Regions from separate parts of the Homo sapiens genome. Here region 1 is linked to region 2. A link is an interaction called in ENCODE POLR2A ChIA-PET data of the cell type or tissue named here. Cell type or tissue: OCI-LY7. All regions are shown on one strand. Each heading gives the region's core, and the rest is flanking DNA. Links, peaks and the distances in the headings are about the cores only. Region 1 has its middle 110 kb from the start of ESR1. Region 2 overlaps FBXO5 (F-box protein 5).

The links. Peaks named below come from ENCODE experiments on the same cell type or tissue, not always from the same donor. Only the 100,000 strongest peaks of a DNase experiment are listed, where the experiment ranks them.
Region 1: POLR2A ChIA-PET joins it to region 2 with 5 read pairs; 2 of 35 experiments call an interaction of 5 or more read pairs at or near these places.

The regions. Positions count from the first base shown.
Region 1 is chr6:151,687,511-151,704,990 of GRCh38, forward strand. It overlaps a transcript of ESR1 not described here. Among named protein-coding and RNA genes, the nearest start is that of ESR1, 110 kb to the right of the region's middle. RefSeq lists a silencer at 9,093-9,220. In OCI-LY7, for the core only: no CTCF peak of the experiment used is centred there; no DNase peak of the experiment used is centred there.
Region 2 is chr6:152,973,617-152,977,616 of GRCh38, forward strand. It overlaps FBXO5 (F-box protein 5), which reads right to left. Exons shown (of 5, transcript NM_012177.5): 2 at 1,291-2,005. Among named protein-coding and RNA genes, the nearest start is that of FBXO5, 7.4 kb to the right of the region's middle. In OCI-LY7, for the core only: no CTCF peak of the experiment used is centred there; a DNase peak (open chromatin) is centred at 1,795; H3K4me3 peaks cover 2,305 bases.

The sequences.
Region 1 (17,480 bases), core at 5,491-9,490, 1.3 Mb before region 2:
AGTCCCAGACTCTGCTATCATCTGGGGTGGCAGATAAAAACACACAGTCCAAATAAAAAACCTGATTTTTTATTTTAGCCTGAATCACCCAGATCACAGCAGGATTTTGCTTGAACAACCCAGACAGATTGCATCCATTTTCTGCTTTACTGTGCTTGTGGAAGCCAGGCTGTTAGTGGTTTCTTCTGGAATGGGAGAATGTATCACAAAAAGGTTGGAACCTGAAAAATTTCTAGAATTTCATTGTTCTGTGCTTCTTAATAAACAATGTGACACTACCAAGGAATGTGTGTTGACCCTCTTTTTTTAAAAAAATAAAGATGTAGTGGATAGCACGATTTTGATGAAATGTCAGGCTTTATTTTTCATTTGAAAAATGTGTGTGAGGGAATCAGGTGTAATGGCATGATACATCTCTTTAAATTATACTTACGAGATTAAATTTGTCCTGTGTTTCAATTACACTGTATTATACTGCTTCATTTAAATTGTTGTTTTCTTCTTTTTTAATTGTTCAACCTAATTGTCTAATAGTGATGAATGCAATTTAATTAGACACTTTTCCTTGAAGGATATATATATATTTTCCCTATAATAAAGCACAGAATAGTTTAAAAAATGTATTGGTCCAAGCACACATTTTTATTTTTAGTGATTTCATTAGAACAATAAACTTCAAAATGATTCATAACAACCTTTCTGGATTGATTTGATGGAACTGTTTTTACCCATTCACTGATAAACCTGTCAACAGTTTCCTCTCATGACACATACAAAGCACGTGTGTTCCCATAGTGTGTCCTTGTGTGTAATTCCTTGTGCTGGTTCAGATTCTGAAATGGAGCTTTAAAAGCATGGAGGCTTGAGTTGGTCCATGTGAGTTTGAACCCTGGCCGCAGCTGGTATGGGTACTTAATCTCAGTATCCCACGGTTTCCTCAACTGCAAAATGGGTTTTTAGTAGTACTTACCTCACTGGGTTGCTACAAAGATACTTAAACTAGTATCTGACATCTAGTACAGCCAGCCCTCCATATCTGTGGGTTCCACATCTGAGGATTCAATCAACCTCTGGTTGGATAAAAAATATCTAGGAAAATAGCTGCATACTAGGGGAAAAAAAAAAGAAAAAAATATCCAGGAAAAAAATTGTGCCAGTACTGAACATGACTTTGCTCTTTTCATTCTCTAAACAATATAGTATAACACATATTTACTTCACATTTACATTGTTTTAGGTATTATAAGTAATCTATGGATTATTTAAAGTATACAGGAGGATGTGCATAGGATATATGTAAATACTATGTGATTTTATATCAGGGACTTGTCCTGGAACCAATATCCCAACCCTAATACTAAGGGATGACTATATATGCTCAGAAGACATTTGTTGTCATTTTTATTCTCTTGCACTCAAGAAAGCACATATTGGAATGCAAACGAATATCAATAATAGTTTTTTAAAGGATAATTAAGTTAATTTATAATTTACATACAATATACATTGTACATTTATATTTTCTAATGAAAAGGAAATAATCTATAACCTTCAGTTCAGAATTCATTAGCTGTCCTATTTTGAGAACTGTTGCTCTATGTAATTTTCATCTCTGTATTGATGTGTAAAACTGGTTTTAACAGGTAGCTAAATGCTGTTTGAAAAGCATACTTCACCCATTCTGGCAACTAAAATAATTGAAAGATTTAATTAATTTAGAAAAAATATTTCGCTTTCAAAACACTTGAACTGTTCAGAGCATGTTATTCAATAATCTACCTTTCACCAGAAATCATAATAAACACAATAAAAATGCTTACAGAACCCCCACAATGCGTTAGTATACATGATTATTCCTTGTGTAAGTGAATCTTGTTGAGATTTTATGTTCAGTCAATTGCAATTAAATACTTTACATATTAACTAAAATGTGTCCTGCTCTATGTATTCTGGAGAAGTTACTCTCAGACAAATTTACATATTTAAATTATTTTATGGGCTAACTGATAAGTATAGAGAAGACTGAAGACAGTTAAGATCATTGATTTCAAAATGTTTTAAAGTGTTGATTATTTATTTTGGTTTTCTTTCTTTCCCATGCCAGTTTTGAGATGCACCTCTTACTTGGCAGGTGTTCCTCTGTACTGGGTACTGGGACAGAGAGAAATACAGTAGCAAGAGGGAGATCCTGCCTCCGCCCCATTCTACCATTCTCACTGCCAGAAAGCCAGCCTTTTTTCAAGGCTTGTAGAGAAGAAAAAGAGAAAATATTTTTAAAAATTCATTTAAAGTACCTACTGCATAAACCACACCAGACATGATGAGATATTAAAATGTCAATATTATTAAAAATTTTTAATATGATTTTACAGCCCCTTTGCTACTTTAAAATGTTTATCTTAGTGTTAAACAAACAATCAATAACCTCATAAACTTAAAAATTGCTGCAGGAAATACCGGACAGTTTATGGAAGGATCATATGACAGAAGGAAGGGCTGAAGAGTGTGAGAAGCTAGACCTCTGCAGGTTACCGAAGTCAAGAACCTCATTAATCGGTAACAAGAAGTGCAGAGCGGGCTTTTGAGTCCATGCCTGAGTAAGAAAGTCCCAAAAAACACTCACAGAAGATATTTCCTTGCCCCTGCTTTTAGTTTAGCTGTAGCTAACTTTGGATTAACAAAATTTATGTGCTGAATGATGTTTTATTTTTTTTTCCAACTCCACATGCCTGTCTAGACTTCAAGCTTTATTACGAATAAAGAGAAAATCGGCTGGATGGCATAAAAAATATTTCAGGCAGATTAACACATGATTTACCTCTTCTTGAACATCCATCTTAATGGAAGTGCTAAGAAAGTTAGATTCGGGCCTGGCTTGGCAAAAGCAAGGCCACCCCCTCCTCTATTTTTTCAATGAGATTTTCCAATCCTAGTCAAATGGTGGTGCTAGTTCTTTATTTTTGAGTTACTGCATTTCCTAATTTCATGGTCATAACAGCCTCCTGTCTACCGACTCAGAACGGATTTTACCAAAACTGAAAATGCAGGCTCCATGCTCAGAAGCTCTTTAACAGGCTCGAAAGGTCCATGCTCCTTTCTCCTGCCCATTCTATAGCATAAGAAGACAGTCTCTGAGTGATAATCTTCTCTTCAAGTAGGTACTCCTATTTCTTCTCAATTTATTTTTTCCTTTTTGATATAATGTGCTACTGTTTACAAGCATATTGTAACTTCAGAGCTTACCTCTCATCTTTAAAAAATGTTCATTTTTTTGTCTTTCTGCTCCAAGGATATTTTGCAAAGTTACTGGCAAGTATTCCTGGGATGATAAAATGTGAAATCTAAACTTGGTACAGTGGAAATTCACTTCTAGAATAATATTTAGCTGAGGCAGAGGGCAATCCGACTACCCTTTTCTTAGTACAGCACACACAGGCTGCCTGTCTGTTCCAGATAACATAAATGTATTGGATCTAGCACTAGCTAGGAGACACTGTATTGTTGAACTGTGTTAGAATTTTATAAGCTCTTAATTGGACAAATCTCAGAGTAGCATGAACACACTACCTGTTTTCTGAATCTTTGGAGCCATAACTTACGTGAGTTTGAACTAAGCGATGTGAATAAGCCATTATTTGTTTCCTAAAGGCAGTCAAGTTTTCTGAAAAGCTACACATTTAGCAGCAAAAGAACGAGCCCCTCTGTCTTGAAATGGGCCTCTGATTTTAAGCAAGCTCTTTTGAGTCCTGGTGTCCCATTTTCTCAGTTCCTTTTTGCCTCACAATGGCACATACATAATGACTCCACCACATATAGCAGTGGGCTACTCGGGTAATGATGTGGCAGTCACAAGACAGGGCAGAATACTTTCATTTTGGTTAGAGGAATGCCACATGTCTTAGGAAATGCTCGCTGAACTGTAAGTTTCATACTTTGTCAAGAAGATAACCAGTATTCTCTCAAACAAGTCCGTAGGAGCCAACATGATTAAAAGATTTTAAAGCAATTTACTCGATAGAAGGGTTGGGCTTAATCAGGACTTGTGATCATGGCAATGGTTCCTGCTTAAAGGTGCCAGATTTTTAATGCCTTTATGTGCCAGATCTAATAGGCTTACAGAGCAACTCCATGTATATGAGGTTGCTGGGAAACTCATCTGGTTTTGAATGTGGTATATACATATTTTAATATTGAGAGTAAACAGGAAGACCAGGTAGAAGTATTTGAACTGAATTCTGAAACGTACAGAGAACTTAAATTGGATGAGAATGTTTGAGAACCATGGATGGTTCAGGGTCCATTTGTATACCATAAAATCCCTTCCTATTTCTCAAAAGCAAATATTTTCTTTGATTTTGTTAATATCCTGTGATGACTGCCCACTAGGCCTTGGAATGCATGCAGATAATGCTGTAGCAGTTGGATAAAATACTCTAGAATGTCAGATTTTCAAGGAAATTACAAATAAAAACAATGTAGGTAAAAGATACGACATGTAGGAAAAAAGCAAAATTTTCCTTAAGAATACAAGCGTCGTATTTACGAGTAGAAGATTTTTCTTGGACATTTGGAGATACGTGTTTCATTTTATTGCTTGTGACAGTCAAGGAAAGGAATAAAGCTCTTGTGTCTTAAACTTGCAGCAAGAACAAAGTCCAACTATCTTTCGTTTCTGATAACTCTGTGTCTTTTTGTTCAATATTGGGTTTAGAGCTAGCTACCATCTACCTTCCCTTCAAACACTCACTCTAAACCTCCACACAGTGTAAGTATTTACATCAGGCATCTGCTAAACATTTTCACATGGTTATCTGCAGGTCTTCTCTGAGTCTGTCTGCATTCATTTATCCTAGTTGCTCAGAACAATCGCTTGGGCTGACGGCCTGGTGGTTGAGTTTACTTTGCTTTGAATAGGGAACAGCTGTGCTCCAGGACTGCAGATTGGCTATTCGGAAAAAAGGGCAAGGAAGAGAGTGACCCAGCTCTGGGTAGACCATCCACACTGTAAAAAAAAAAGTCATAGCATAGTCTTCATCTATGGCAGTGGAGATATGGTCCTGTCCATCCACCTCTATCAGGAGAGGGTCTCCATTGTTAATCTCCGAGAAAGAGGCGCCATCTGTGAAACCTCCTGCATATTGTCTAATGAAGTGCTATTTTGAAAGGCGTGCACTGTACAGGTAAGAGTGATGATGGTGTGCCTGCCTTCTGGGCAACATCTCAGTAGACTTCCTCTGAATCATTCCCACTGGACCCAACAGCAAAAGCGTACACATCATTGAGTTTTATCGTTCTATCTAAGGCGTATAACATTTTTCTCTCTGAAAGTCTGTGATTCTTTCGGAGAATGAAGGGGCTTACCCTATCCATCTGCCCCTAAAAATATTCGCTGGAAAGCTGATACCTCTGCTCAGGTTTTCCACAGCAGATCACTCTTCAGTAAGAATTCTGATATTAAGTAGTTTAATTCAGATCCATGGAAAATGACTGAGTACCAGCCATAGCTCCCACCACTCTCTAGCTGTGCAATTTAGAGGCAGATTATTTAACCTCATGCCTTGAATTTCTCATCTGCAAAGTGGGAGTACTAACAGTAGCTACCAGATATATTATATGGAATAAATGACATTAAGCCACTCATTAAACTCCTTGCAGTTTCCAAGCATTAGAAACTCAGTATGAGGAAGTTATTTCTATTCTAAGCCTAGCACAGTGCCTGGTACTCAATACATGTTGGTTGAATCAGTGAAATAATTCAAGGTCAGCACCAAAGCTGCTAGGAATTTATGAACATCTGATCATAACTGGAAACTTGATCTAAAAAGCAAAGGGCAGTCAATCCAATCAACTGAGCGTACCATCTGTTGAAATGCTGCTGCTTCTGTAATGAGTATAAAGTGTTGGAAGAGAAAGTCCAGGAACCTCCATCATTCTTCCATCATTCCTCTCCTTTGTGACTATCTTTGTGATGAGAAGGGTAACAAAAAAATCTTGCTGAGATGAGCGTGTCAAAAACGTGTTACAAATGCTTCACATTCCCTTTCACATCAACAGAAGCATGTTGCTTCATTGTTGGGCAATGTCTTAGTCCATACACACATAGAGCTCTATGCTGATTTTTTTTTGAGATGGAGTCTCGCTCTTTCACCGAGGCTGGAGTGCAGTGGTGCTTTCTCAGCTCACTGCAACCTCCGCCTCCCAGGTTCAAGCAATTCTCCTGCCTCAGCCTCCAGAGTAGCTGGGATTACAGGCATGTGCCACCATGGCCAGCTAATTTTCATATTTTTAGTAGAGACGGGGTTTTACCATGTTGGCCAGGCTGGTCTCAAACTCCTGACCTTAAGTGATCCACTCGCCTTGGCCTCCCAAACTGCTGGGATTACAGACGTCAGCCAGCATACCCGGTTGTATGCTGATGTTCTAATTCAATGTGATACCAAAGACCTGAGATAGTCTCTCCCACTCTGGCCCCATAACATATGTCCACGAGGTGGTAATAATAACAACTATAGTAGCACCTAAGGTTGGGGCAGCTCTTACTTTGTGCGATGCTTTTTATAGTGTTATTACGTGTGATTCTCACAGCAACCCCAGGTGGTGAACAACGTTATGATTCCTGTTGTACAAATGAGGAAACTAAGGCTTTGCAAAGCTAGGTAACATGCCCAATATTACACAGCTTCAAAAGTGACAGCCCTAGGACTTGAAGATAAACTCATCTAATTCCAAAGCTCATGCTTTTAGCCATTACTTGAGACAGTATTAACTTTTAAAGTTTGTAATCAATATGAATTTGGCCTTGGGAAAGCAGGTTAAGCATCTGGGGTTGATGGGAGATAACATTACACCCTCTCTTAGCCTCAGCAACTTCATCTGTAAAATGGGAATAATTACATCCGAGTCACAGAAGTTTTGTGGCTCTTCATGAGGATTAAATAAAGTAATGCATGTAAAAGAGTTTTGTACAAAGTTCACTTTTATAAAATGCAAGTTGTGGCCGGGATTGGTGGTTCACGCCTATAATCCCAGCACTTTGGGGGGCTGAGGTGGGTGGATCACCTGAGGTCAAGAGTTCGTGACCAGCCTGGCCAACACGGTGAAACCCGTCTCCACTAAAAATACAAAAATTAGCCAGGAGTGGTGGCATGGGCCTGTAATCTCAGCTACTTGGGAGGCTGAGACTGGAGAATCGCTTGAACCCGCGAAGTGGAGGTTGCAGTGAGCCGAGATTGTGCCATTGAACTCCCACCTGGGCAACAGAGTGAAACTGCATCTAAAAAAAGACAAAAAAAAAAAAAGTAAGTTGTTATATGCAATGCATAAATTATTACTTAGTTCCATGTAAAATCTTCCCACTAAGTGAATGAGGGTTCACCTGGCTGTAGTGCTATGAGATAGATATGAGGGGCAGATTGGTTTATGCTTCTCAAAAACAGAAAGTGTGCCAGGGTGGAAGTGTGGGTGGGGAGTCTCCGCCTCCCAGCCATGTGGCAAAGCTGGAATGTGAGTACAGCAGCAGTATGGATGCGGTTTTGAGGGGATGGTGGTAATCCTCTTCTGGCGGCACCCCTCCAGTATTGTGGGATGCTCTCTGATTTCTTTTGAGAAGACAAGTAGCTAGGAGCTTCCCTAGCCTTTCTGTTGTAAAAACCATCAAGATCCCTGTTGAATGCATACCTGGAGCTTGGTTTCCCTAAGCACAGACTTTAATAACTTCATTTGGATTTAGTCTCCTATTTAAAGCTGCCACCCACTCTCAATTTTTTGGGTTTTCCTACTAAGAATGGATATAACATGGGCAGTCTTCCAGTTCTCCTTTCTTGCTGCCTTGAAGACAACACACAGGCCAATCACAAGGAGGCAGAGACAGGCCCCAACAAGTTGACAATCCTAGAGAGCTTAGTGTGAGTAGACTTGCTGAGGTTCCTGACTTTTGCTGGAATAGGAGAGTGCCACTGGCTTTTTGACATTTCTTTTTCCAACTGTTTCCTTGTCAAAATGACCAGCAGCTCAGCTCCCCTAAACATACCTCCTCCCCTAGATTGGTTCAGAGGAAGCCATCAAGGTCCTTTTGCAAACGGATGATCTGCATTTTTGAGATCCTTCTTTCCTCTGCTGTTCATAGAAATGGTCTCATTGGAATAATTCCTTTTGGAACGTTACTAAGGACACCAAGAAATCAACAAGAAAATTTGAGTGTATCTGACAGAAGAAATTTGGCTTTTGTACTCTAATAATTATTTATTAGAAGCAATAACTGGTCAGAATTTATTTGCTTAAAACCATGTAAAGAAAGGTGCTTAATAAAGATAATTGCATCACATATAGTAATCCGTTTTAGTATCTTTCACCTTAAAACTATGTGACAAATAAAGACACAAATTGCTCTTTCTTTCTAATAAGCAATTTTGGAAATTCCTTATTGGGAAATTCCAAATTTTACAAAATTTACAAAATTTAAAATTTTGGAAATCGTACCTGCATCAAGTTTTCTGAAAGAATATTTAAGGATTAAGGTTACTTAGAATCCAATATATGCATAGTTTAATTTAACTCATATTGTTAAATTCTTTTTCTAATTTTATTTAAGAAATGAGTAATATTGACAAGGGCCTTGCTGTGGTTTATTATGGCTTGTCCTAGAGTCTCTATTCCCAGCTAGATTAAAAGTGCCTCAGGGCTGGGCATGGTGGCTCATGTCTGTAATCCCAATATTTTGGGAGGCTGAGGCCAGTGAATCAGTTGAGGCCAGGAGTTTGAGACCAGCCTGGCCAACATAGTGAAATGCTATCTCTACTAAAAATACAAAAAATTAGCCGGACATGGTGGTGCATGCCTGTAATACCAGCTACTTGGGAGGCTGAGGCAGGAGATTCGCTTGAACCTGGGAGGCGGAGGTTGCAGTGAGCTGAGATAACACCACTGCACTCCAGCCTGGGAGACATAGAGAGACTCCATCTCAAATAAATAAATAAATAAATAAATAAATAAATAAATAAATAAATAAATAAGTAGTGCCTCGGGTGCATAGATGGGGTTGTTCAGTTTTCTACCCTGTGCCTTGGGAAGTGCCTGGTACACACTGGTGTTTGGCACATAATTGTAGAGTGAGATTGAGCCTGGCATGTTCCTTGATCCCTAGACAATCTCTATCAGGTGTGATCAGTAAGGCACATAATATGATATGTGACTATTACAGAGTAGCACACTACAATATGTGCCTAAAGCCATAACATCAACTAATACAATTCAGCAGAGTAGAATGTGAAGAGTGCTTGCAGAGTGCTGAGCACCACGGTGAGGAAGTGTAAACAGAAGAAGGTATTTCTGGGTTGGTGCAGGATGGTTAGGGATAGCTTTGGGTAGGAAGCGACTCTTGACCATGACCTTAAAGGACAGGTAATGTTTACATGGGAAAATACAAGGAAAAGGAGGTGCATAATGAAAGGCATGGGGGAGGTGGTTTTGGGAAACCATCAGTCTGACAGAAACATAGTTAAGAAAAGTGCAAGGTGGTGGTAGGAGGTAATTTAGAAGTGGAGAGTCAGATGTCCTATTAAGGAGCTTGAACTTTATCTTGTAGGCATTAAAGATGTTGGTGTAGGATTGGAATGAAATAAAGACTTAACCTTAGAAAAATACTGTGTGGATTGAAGTTTTCAGATGAAGAGTGGGTACATCAATTCGGAGGTGAGGGAAATAGTTCAAGGGAGGTGTCACACCATTAAAAAAAATCTTTTAGGACTTGTTTTTTGCAATCATGATTGTTTATGGTTGTAAAGATTTTGTTTCAGAAATGATTGGTGGAGAAAGAAGTGTATTGAGAATCAAAAGATGGGACTGTGCCACTGATGTGCGCAGTGAGAAGCTGCAAGCTTGGTGCCCCATCTTCCTAACTGTAAAATGGGCATAACAACTACCAGACAGCCGTCAAAACATTATACTAGTGATACAATGAAGACTAAGTGATATAATTTTGAAAGGCAGTATGCCTTATATGTGTAAAATGCTGTTTACTTGGAATATTTTTATAGTAAAATTATTTTCTTTGGACAAGATATAGATGCAGAAGAAAATGATCATATTTCTGTGAGATTAGGATTCAGACCATTTGAATTTTTTATATTTATTAAATAGGTACTTTATGTTGGGTACTGAATAAGTCTTTTATTTTTAACACCTCATTTCCCTCACAAAATGGATGGCATCTTTGGACTAGGGGAAATGTGTGGTCCCTGCAGCTGTAGTATTTTATGATTCTATAGCTTTTGCCTTTAGCAAACTTCTCTTAGAATAGTGATTTAAGGGCTGGGTGTGGTGGCTTACACCTGTAATCCCAGCACTTTGGGAGGCTGAGGCAGGCAGATCACCTGAGGTCAGGCATTCGAGACCAGCCTGGCCAACATGGTGAAACCCCTTCTTTACTAAAAATAAAAAATTAGCCCCGTGTGGCAGCATGCGCCTGTAGTCCCAGCTACTAGGGAGGCTGAGGCAAGAGAATCGCTTGAACCGGGAGGTGGAGGTTGCAGTGAGCCAATATTGTACCACTGCACTCCAGCCTGGGCGACAGAACATTTAATGCTGGTGGCTCACACCTGTAATCCTAGCACTTTGGGAGGCCGAGGTGGGTGAATTGCTTTTGCTCAGGAGTTTGAGAGCAGTCTGGGCAACATGGCGAAACCCCATCTCTATAAAAAATACAAAAATTAGCCAGGTGTGGTGGTGCACGCCTGTAGTCCCAGCTACTTGAGAGGCTGAGGTGAGAGGATGACTTAAGCCCAGGAGATCCAGGCTGCAGTGAGCTGACATAGCGCCACTGCACACTGCATTCCAGCCTGGGCAACAGAGCAAGATCTTGTCTTAAAAAAAAAAAAAAGTGACTTAAGATACTGACAGTATAAACACAACCAAACCCATGGGCATCTGTGCTGGGAATAAAAGACAGACATGTTTTCATTGCACTGATTTAGGATTCTGCTTGGAAAGGAAAACTGTGATCTCTCCTGCAGTTGCCTAAAATGCTTTACAGTTATGGGAATGGAAAAGCTAAATTCTGTGATTTGTGGGTAGAGGGAAGGAGGACGAGTGTCCTTTCTGATTTCCTCTTTTTCCTTCTCTTCCAAGGGGAAATAAAAGGCTAGAGCAACAATTTAAAAAGAAAAGGCAAGGAGCTACTGGGGGTAGAGTCGGGAGGGAAAAAGGCCAAACCCACTAAATAATTTCACTTCAGTTACAGTAAATCTCAAATGATGATGCTACACTCCTGAGAATGTTCCATGGTGGAAATGCCTGGGCTTTGAATTTTGAGCAGCGAAGTACCAGGAGAGGGTGACATGATAACATTCAACAGGAAGAACACTGCTCTTGTCCGTTTGACGGTCCTATTCCTCCGGATCACTCAATCTTCACAAATCAAGCATATAGCTCCTTCACATGTCATTTGTGAAGGGAAAGACTCCTAGGAAAATGTTTTCTAGGAAAGGGAAAAAAGCAGAAAGCAAAGGTCTCCTGCTTACTACAGCATTCGTGTTGCATAAGCAGTATTAATGTAGTGGAGTATTAATCACTTAGAACAGTTCACGTATTATTCCTATCTGGGCTCTGCAGGGTCCTTTCTTCACTTCTTTCTCGACATTTGGATTCTGTCCATTTTACTCCTCCCTCTGCACTTGGAATAGAAGTGAAATTTGTTGTGCCAATTCTCTGCTTGTTAGAAGCCATGGTAATGTTTAGTAGGGGAAAAGATTTGTACTGCTACATAGAAGGAGGTTTTGGGATTATTTAAGACTTTACTTTGTTGATGGGATTCCTAGAATCTACTATTACTGGGTATACTAGACAAGTTTGTAGATTTACAAAAGTGTGGATAACATGGGTTGCACTTGATTTCTTTATCCAGCTCTTTGGTTCTAAATTTATTGCCAATTTTATTTATCAAAACTATTCTCAGCGGAGTAGTATTTTCTGTGGACACAAGGAAACATCTGTGAGCTTAAACCTTAGAGGCAGATAGCCAGTTAGAACATTTGGCATATGAAGCTTAGATAGCAGAAGAGAAAAATTAACCAAGGCAACCCTCAAAAATATTGAGAAGGCAACTAAGAAAAATTTCTTATCACTGACAGACTGCAGTATTGAGTTCGTGTTAATGAAGAAATGTCAGAATACATAATGAATCAATAAGGAGTGTCATATTATGGCAAGTTTCAATGTTGGTGTCAATCTCGACTGCCAGGATTTATGGTAGATTATATAATGGAATCCTGAGTTCTGAGAGATCAAAGGAAAATGCTGGCTCTTTCTTCATCCATTCTCTTAGGTCAAGCCTATGCAGCAAGAAGCCAAGTTGAGAATTGAGCAATTATCTGAAGTGGGCAGTGGAGACGGCCAAACCAGATAATATATAACCAGAAAGTCACCGTGGAGGGAAAATGTGGACTGAAAATAGGATAAGGGGTGGAGGTAGAATGTCAAGCCATTTGGTCAGTGTCCACAGTCCAAATTTACTGAATAACAGCCAATTCCTTACTTCATGTGGTTATTTAGAGCGAGACTAGAGGACAAGTGAAAAAAAAAAAAAAGAGTTCATTCCTAAGGTTGTTGCATGTTTGTGCAAAATTTCTTCAAATCTCTGTTATTATCTGTTACATGTCTAATTCTGAGTACTTCCAGAGATTGCATTTCATTACTTTAGATTAGTGGGTTGAAGTGGTGGAGGAAGCCCATATAATCTGACTTACATGGAGAAAACAAGTCTTTTTTTATAGTTTAGTTGAGTGTTATATTTAATTAGCCTTTTTTTCCCTCCATAATGCATGCTTATGAATTTTCCACTTAAAATTCTGAGGCTCTGACCTTTATCATTTCCTCATGGAGCAATTTCTGTACCTCCTTAACTTTAGTAGAACATAGCAATGAAATATACAAGTCCCCTAGAATAGAATTTGTGTGAATTTGGTTTTCTAAAAACACAACTACCAAAGTCTGAGGACCAGTGTGGTATTTTTTTCTTCTATTTGATATGGAAACCATAAACTACTTACTTTGAGCAGATGTTTCCCAGTCCTAAAATACAGCTATCAGTCCACTGGCCCCTATAAATCTGTTGGAGTGCACCTGCTAATTCTGAAGCCTCCCTAATACAATGTTAAACTTTCCTTTTTTTTTTTTTTTTTTTTTTGAGAAAAAAATTGTAAATTAGGTTCACTGTTGCTTGGAATTAGGAAAAAATAAAAACACAGGCATACTAATATTTCAGATGGAAAAACAAAGTTAAGAATTCAACAAGTTTTTTTCCCCCACTCTATCATGTCTTGCACATTTAAAGCTGTTATACAACATTTTAAAAACAAACCAAAAAAACCCAGGGCCTTTTTCCAACAGCTTAGGCTGATGACCCACAGTAAAAAAGTGCCCCATGGGATATTCTTAAAGCACCCCAAGGGAGTCTATTGAAATAACTTAAAGTAAAAATTCAGAAGAATTTTACATGTAATTAAAAATTAAGAACGTTGTTTTATAAGCAATAGGGAAAAGCTGTATTAAGTTGCATTGCTCAATTTCTCACTTGCTCTGTGCAGTGACTGCTTTTTCAACCATGTAACAACGTCTGAATCTTCGTGGTAAAATCATACCTATCACAGCCACAGCAGGTTTTGTTCTGCTGCTGCACATGTGATTTGAGATACTGTGGGCTGGGAGTTTTTTTTTTTTTAATTTCTAATGGCAAAATGGATCTATAGAAATGGAAGTCATCTGTAATCTCAGCACTTTGAGAGGCTGAGGTGGGTGGATCACCGGAGGTCAGGAATTGGAGACCAGCCCAGCCAACATGGTGAAACCCATCTCTACTAAAAAGATAAAAAATTAGCTGGCGGGCGTGGTGGTGTGCGCCTGTAGTCCCAGCTACTTGGGAGGCTGAGGCAGAAGAAATGCTTGAACCCAGGAGGTGGAGGTTGCAGTGAGCCGAGACCGCACCGTTGCACTCCAATCTGGGTGGCAAGAGCGACACTACATCTCAAAAAAAAAAAAAAAAAAAAAAAGAAGAAGAAGAAATGGAAGTCATCCCGTGGGCCTGAGTTGGTGTAGTGGATTATGGCCTGTGCGTGAATGAAGAAATACTTGCCAATGGCATCAGTGGTAACTAGCTTAAGCCCTACTCAGCTTTGTAAAATAATGTAATCAAGGAATTTGATCTGAACAGGTAAGCCAAACATTGATTCTTCAGTGCCTATTGATAAGTGAGACTACTTTTCTTTTTAACAGCCTTATTTCACTTAAGTGGGGAGTCAAACTAGCTTTAATTAAGGAAATCTGTAGAAATCACCCACATCTCCCTTTCCTTCTCTGTTAAAAAAACAAAAGGAAGAAGAAAACTAGGAAGGAGTAAGCACAAAGATCTCTTCACATTCTCCGGGACTGCGGTACCAAATATCAGCACAGCACTTCTTGAAAAAGGATGTAGATTTTAATCTGAACTTTGAACCATCACTGAGGTATGTGTGAACATACTAGTTTCCTCTTTCTCTCTCCTGACTTTGTCCGTGAATTGATAAGATCTAATTTGGTCATCAGTTTGGAGAACGATTTTTCATTTAATTTCTTTCATTATCAAGTGTGTATTGTCAGGGGCTTAGCAGTACACCTACTATCTGATGGGCACTCTACATGCGTTGCTTAGGTTGAAATTAAGGATACAATCTGTGCACTACCACCATTTAAAAAAATCCCCAAGTCTACTGTGTGGGTGAGGTTTCTTTGCATAGTATCAGAGAGGTTAACCAATTTATTTACATACTCAATAGTCCACTCTAAGTAGGGAAAATCCAAGCTTTTTTTTTCTTAAGAAAGAGCTTTTCATTCTTTTTTCCCTCAGAGCTTTACCATAGTTTCCAGCAAGTGAAAACATTTCTTGATTTGAATTTCACAACCTCCTTCTCCTCTTGCCAGTTGTATGGTGCTAATAGGAAGCAAAATGTGAGTGTGCTTTTAATTTAACCCTAAAATAGGGGAATATCTTCAGAATTTAGACTTTACATATTCAGTGACCTACCTAAAAATAGAGACATAGTTCTAACCTTCTCAATCATTAAGAAACATTTCTATTGAATTTAATTATTCAAAACAACAGGTAGCAGTTTCACAAGGGAAAAGACAAGCCATGCCACTTGTATTTGTGGTCACCAAGTAATTACATTATTTTTTATTTAAAATTAAGATAAAATAACTTACTGACTGTCAAGTCCATTTCTCATTTCCTCCATAGAACATTTTAAAACTAGTTCACAAACCTCTTGAAAAGTCATGCCTCTAGAAAGTGCAAATTGTCACCATTGCCTAGAAGCCAACTTGAGAGGCTGTGTATCTATGCAGCATTTTGCAAATCCAGTAGCAGGCATGTGATATAAAAGATTAAATGCACCCCTGATTTGTGAATACTATCCTAGCCTTCAAAATGTTCAAAAGCACAGGAAGTCTGCACTTTTAAAAATATAACCTGCCCAAATTGCAAGGGAGGGGTTGGGTGTAGGACCTAGGTCTGTCTGCCAATCAGCTTGAGATGCCAGTGGACGAAACCTGACTTCACTAAAAACCAGACTGGCAAATATTACTCAGCGTGGTAATTTCCTAATTGTAGAACTGGCCTGTTTGGTGAAGTATTTCAGGAAAATTTTTAGCTGGACCTTTTCTACCCTACTGCATAAGAAATGAAGGTTTCTAGGCAAAGACTTTACTTAGTGACTAACCAAAAATGGTAAATAAAGTCACCACTTCCAGGCTTAGCTACTGTCCTCAAAACAGCTGCAGGACTGGTCAGGCCAGTCTTCTGAGGCTGGAGGTGCATGTGGAACCCCCAGAGCCTTGTCTGCAAGGGCATGGCTGACTGCAGGCTGTTTAGAAGCACCCCGCCCCGTGAAACTCCTCTGGCTTAGGAATTTTAAACAGTTCTAGTTCTAATCTCTCTGCTCAGAGTCTGAGCAGCTGTGAATGAGCTCTCCTGTGAATCACAGAAATGTTAATGGGTGAGCTGCTCTAGCTTCTTACTTCCAAGTGGAAGGCGCCTGTAGCTCTTTGCCAGCTTGATGCAGTGAGTTTGATTCCTCTTTTGGGCAGCAGGGAGAGATAATGAAGGAGGGGGAAAAAAGATTTTAATATAGAAACGAGTCTTCCATCTGGCTGAGGCTGAACAAAGTAGAAGAACCAGTGCAAGTCACTGGGGGTATGGATCTCATACCATTTTCAGCATATACCTCCCTTTCTCTCTTTTTGATTCTACACATGTCAGTCCCTGAGTAGTCTTGCATTGCTTTCCCCACTTTGAAGTCTTAGATCCAAAACTTTGATTCCAGAAAGGTCTAAGGTGCTGTTGCTGAGATTTTGAAAGAGACCTGAGACAAACTGTTGGGATTCTAGACGCTATTGCGCATCTGCCTGGGTAACTGTGTCACTTAGGTTGGGTCACCAGAATAATTCTCCTCCATTTTTGCTGCCTTTCCAATTTATAAACAACACAGAACATCAGTGGTTCTCCCATAATCAAATATATTTGGCTCTATTAATATTAAAATTTGATCTTGAGTAGAAAGATTCTAAGGGCTAAAAAATAAAAGATGTAAAATGTATGTTGATAGGTTAGTGTAGAAGCCACCCATGGGGTTGCCCCCACTCCCACTCTTTCATATTTTTTTTAAGAAACAACACTCAAGTTACAAAGTCGATTCTTTTTTTGTTTTGTTTTATTTGAGACTGAGTCTCACTCTGTCACCACCCAGGCTGGAGTGCAGTGGTGCGATCTTGGCTCACTGCAACCTCTGCCTCCCCGGTTCAAGCGATTTTTCCTGCCTCAGCCTCCCAAGTAGCTGGGATTACAGGTGCCCGCCACCACACCCAGCTAATTTTTGTATTTTTAGTAGAGATAGAGACAGGGTTTCACTATGTTTCACCATGTTGACCAGGCTGGTCTTGAACTCCTGACCTCAGGTGATCCACCCGCCTCAGCCTCCCAAAGTGTTGGGATTACAGGCGTGAGCCAACGCCCCTGGCCACAAAAGTCAATTCTTAACTTAAAACATAAAAGTTCCATTTCTTTTATGGTCTACTTAGTCATGTCTGGAGTCAGTGAGCTCAGTCAAGTAGTTTGCAGAATGACAGTTGTGATACCTATTCATTTACCCACCAGATTATTTTCTGCTCTCCATGGCACTTTATAGAAAACAGTTTATTCGGTCATTACAACAGCTCTAGGAGGGGGTTTCATTAAACCCACTTTCTAGGAAAGCGAACTAAGGCTTAGAAAAATCAAGTAATTTGCTAAAGACTACCCAGCTGGCAATGATATGACAGGACATGAACTTAGGACAATAACTCAAGGTCTTGGTCCCTGTAAATATGGGTTTCCAGGTTATGTATGCAGGCAGAGGGCTTAGATCCTGAAGTTTCCTTCAGAAACTTCAGGATCTAAGCCCTCTATATAGGAGCAG
Region 2 (4,000 bases), core at 1-4,000:
TTTGGAAGGCTGAAGCAGGCAGATCACGAGGTCAAGATATCGAGATACCCTCCTGGCCAACATGGTGAAACCCTGTGTCTACTAAAAATACAAAAATTAGCTGGGCGTGGTGGCACACGCCTGTAGTCCCAGCTACTCAGGAGGCAGAAGAATCACTTGAGCCCGGGAGGCAGAGGTTGCAGTGAGCTGAGATCGTGCCACTGCACTCCAACCTGGTGACAGGGCGAGACTCCGTCCCCAAAAAAAATTAAAAAAAAAGAAGCTGTTTATATCTGTTTTGCTTTAGCTCTGTTTCATAAAGACCAGTGTAAACTCACACTTGCAAAGAGTACCTCTAGATAATTTTTCAAAAAGCCAAAAAAAAAAAAACAACTCCAGTTAAGTCCTATCTAATTCTAGCCTGCATAATCACCTTAATTCTCAAAGTTATCTGACTAAGTGATTTTCCTTGGTAGATTGAGAAAGAAATGGTGGTTAGCACCAGGTTTCTAAGAAATTGTCATAAACAGAGCCTGGGAGGTGGAGGTTGCAGTAAGCCAAGATTGCACCATTGCGCTCCAGCCTGGGTGACTGGAGTGAAACCCTGTCTCAAAAAAAAAAAAAAGTCACAAATCTCTATTTGTGGATCTTTATATTTTCATCACTGTCAAATCTAGGAGAGCCCTAGCACCAAAAATGGCTTAGAAAGAACAAAAATTACTTCATACTTTCTGGTGTGACAAGTCATAATGCCTATTAGACATGTAGACTGGAACTAGGCTGTTTTACAGTTAAGCCCCAAAGATGTAACTTACATATTAGAAATTTCAAAACTAAAAGGAACAAGGATCCTAATCCAACAGAAATAGTTTTGTAATAGCATGAATATAAAATTTGAAATGACTAGGTTAAATGCATAATTCAAGTTTTCTTTCATCTTAGTGGCACATAGGTAGCAAAACACCAGCAAGTCATTACCGCAATTAAACAACATTGTAAGGTTATCTACAACAGGTTGAGCATCTCTAATCCAAAAATCTGAAAACTTTTGAATGCTGACATGATGCTCAAAGGAAATGCACATTGGAGCACTTGCGGATTTTGGATTAGGGATGTTCAACTGTTTAACCTGTAGGGTATAATACAAATATTCCAAAATTTGAAAAACATCTGAAATCCTTCTGGTACTAAGCATTTCAGATGAGGGACACTCAACCTGTACAACAGCCTTTGCATGAGCTGGTGGTACTGAGCCACTAACAGCAATGTTCAGTGTATTATGCTAATATGTATATTCAAAACAGTACTTACTTGATTAAGTCCATGTCACTGAGTTGTGCTAAAATAGTTGCTAAGACATGTCTGAGTCCCCTTCGAAAGAGTTCGCTGAGAATATCTACACATTCTAGGCCCATTTTTCTGCCAATTATATTCTGCAGTCTAAAATTTCCTCTGGCTATAATTTCCTTCAGCATCTCCCGATCTACTTTAGGATTTCGTTTTGCATTCTTTTTTAATGTTGAACAAACCACTTTTTCAAAATGAAGAACTGGCAGCAAGTTTTTGTTGGGATATTGGTCTGGGCTTTGTATTTGTAGCAGGCAGGATTGTAGACTGTCACCGAAATTCTCCTCCAGGAGGCTACCTTCTTCATGTTCACTGAGGCCACTTTGTAGAGAAAATGAGGAATAGCCACTGTCTTCATAAAGTCTACTGGTCTCTAGTGCTTCTATTTCATTTGTACTATTAAGTGTCTGTTGCACATGTTGATTTTCCTTGTTATGCAAGCGCTTGCTTTCAGTTTCAAGTTGTACAATCCTAGGGCTCACAATCGGTGACCCAATACATGACAGCCTTTCATAGTCTTTAATGCAGTCTTTACAGGAACCTTCCAAATATGCAGGGGTGTAGGAAACTAGTCTTCCAATGTCATCAGGTTTTACCAGTTTAAGTCCGGAATGAACATGGTTACAATTAAAATCACACTTCATTTTGACAGAAAGGGTAGAACTTTCTTCTTTACAACCTATAAAAAGAACATAACATTTACATCTTAATGGCAAAATTTCCACACATCCCTACTTCTTAAATTGGGATATACAAAGATTACTTTGCAATCTCTCAGCATTAGGTATTGTCTACATGTACTTGCTTACATAGCTGTGATGTTATTCAAGTTTAATTATTGATATGACAATAATATGTGAAAATATTACTTAAATCTTATAAGTACATACATATTATATTATTCTTGAGAAGGCACTTCAGAACAGACTGCTTTTGGATCTGCCTGGCTGTAACACCTGACTGTTGTCTATAACTGATTGAGTAAAAAATAGTGGAAAAAGGGGCTATATAATAAACATCTGTGTTTATGGAACAAATGAAGAAATGTGATGTATCAAAAGAGTAGGCGCTATGGTCAAAGTTATCCTTAAAGTAACCACAAATACTTTTAGATTCAGTGTTTATTCCTTGGACTTGAAATGACATTATGGTTCTCTTTGACGTAAGCACAACCCAAGCCACTGACAGCAAAAGTGGTTAAGATTAGTACAGGAGGACAAGGTATAAGGGTGGGAATAATCTTGATAAAAATAATAAAAATTTTGTGTATTATTTCACTATTAACAATGATTGCAAGCCTTAAAATAACTATTCAAGAAATCTATAGGTAGCTTGGAGAAAAGAACTAATAACACATTTAAACATCTATAAATTAAAGTCTACCTGAATTCCCACAGCTCTTATCTCCAAGTTTTATTCTGATGGGTGCTCCTGGTGACCTTCTAATATATTCAAAGCGTTTGTCTACCTTACTGGATAGTAAACTCGAGTACCGGGACATCTCCCTGTACCTTGTCTAATATGTGCTGGAAACTGCTCTTTAATCACTGAACAAAGACATTCCACGACTAATTTACCAAAGAACCGTAAGTATGAATAGTTCTGCTATCAATCAAAAGTAAGTGTTGGTAAATAAGAATGACACTCTAATCAATTAACCAGATTTAAGAATATGAGTGATAGGGCAGCAGGTGTAAATTACTGTTCAATTGCTTTAAATAACTTAAGATAAACTTGCTATTAATGATAAATAGAAAAAAGGGAAAGACTTGTTCAGGGTTTTATTACCACCCTGCTCCAACCCCCGGGATCTAAGAAATCAGTTAAGACACAATGGAGCAGGCAGCATCTTAAGATAGCTTTAAAGCAAGATTTCACCATCCCTGTGCTACAGACATTTTGCAGTGAATACCTCTTTGTTCTCAGGGACTGTCCTGTGCATTGTAGGATGTTAAGCAGCCTTTACCCATTAGACACCAGTGGCAGCCCCCACTCCCAAGATGCAATGTCTCCAGTTACCAGTTATTGCCAAATACTGGGCAGGGAAAAAGGCCAGATGCAAAATTTCCTCTATTCTTCAGTTGAGAACCACAACTCTAAAAAATGATTAGGATTTTGTCAGACAACAGTGGCCTGGGAAGGGCATTCACAATTTGAGCAACGGCACAATGCTGGGAAGGAATATGGTAGATGGGTTCAGAAAACTGTTTAGCATTGTTGAAGGCAGAGAGTAAGAGTAGGCAAACAATGGGGACATGAGCTAAGAAAGCCTGAATCTTAAATGCCAGGTTAAAATGTGCCCCATCTACCATCCCCACACAAGCCAATCATATATAGCTAACAATTTATCCTGTAAGTAAATGTATACAGCATCAGTATGTTTAGTCTGCACTAAATATTGGTAATGCGTTCATATAAAACTTAACCATTTTTTACATAGAGCAAAACTTTTTAACTCAAAGTAGAAATGGATACCTTCATAGAAAGTAACTTGTAGAGAGAAACTGCTTGTAAATTCCCAATGTTAATACAGTGAAAGACACATAGTATGTGCTCCAGGATCCTACTAAACCTAAAATTAAGGGTTCAGCTGCATAAAAAGCAAAGAATATACAAATTCTAGCTCCCTAATTAACCCTAAACCTAGAACAAATGATTCTGAGTGGTTTAGTTT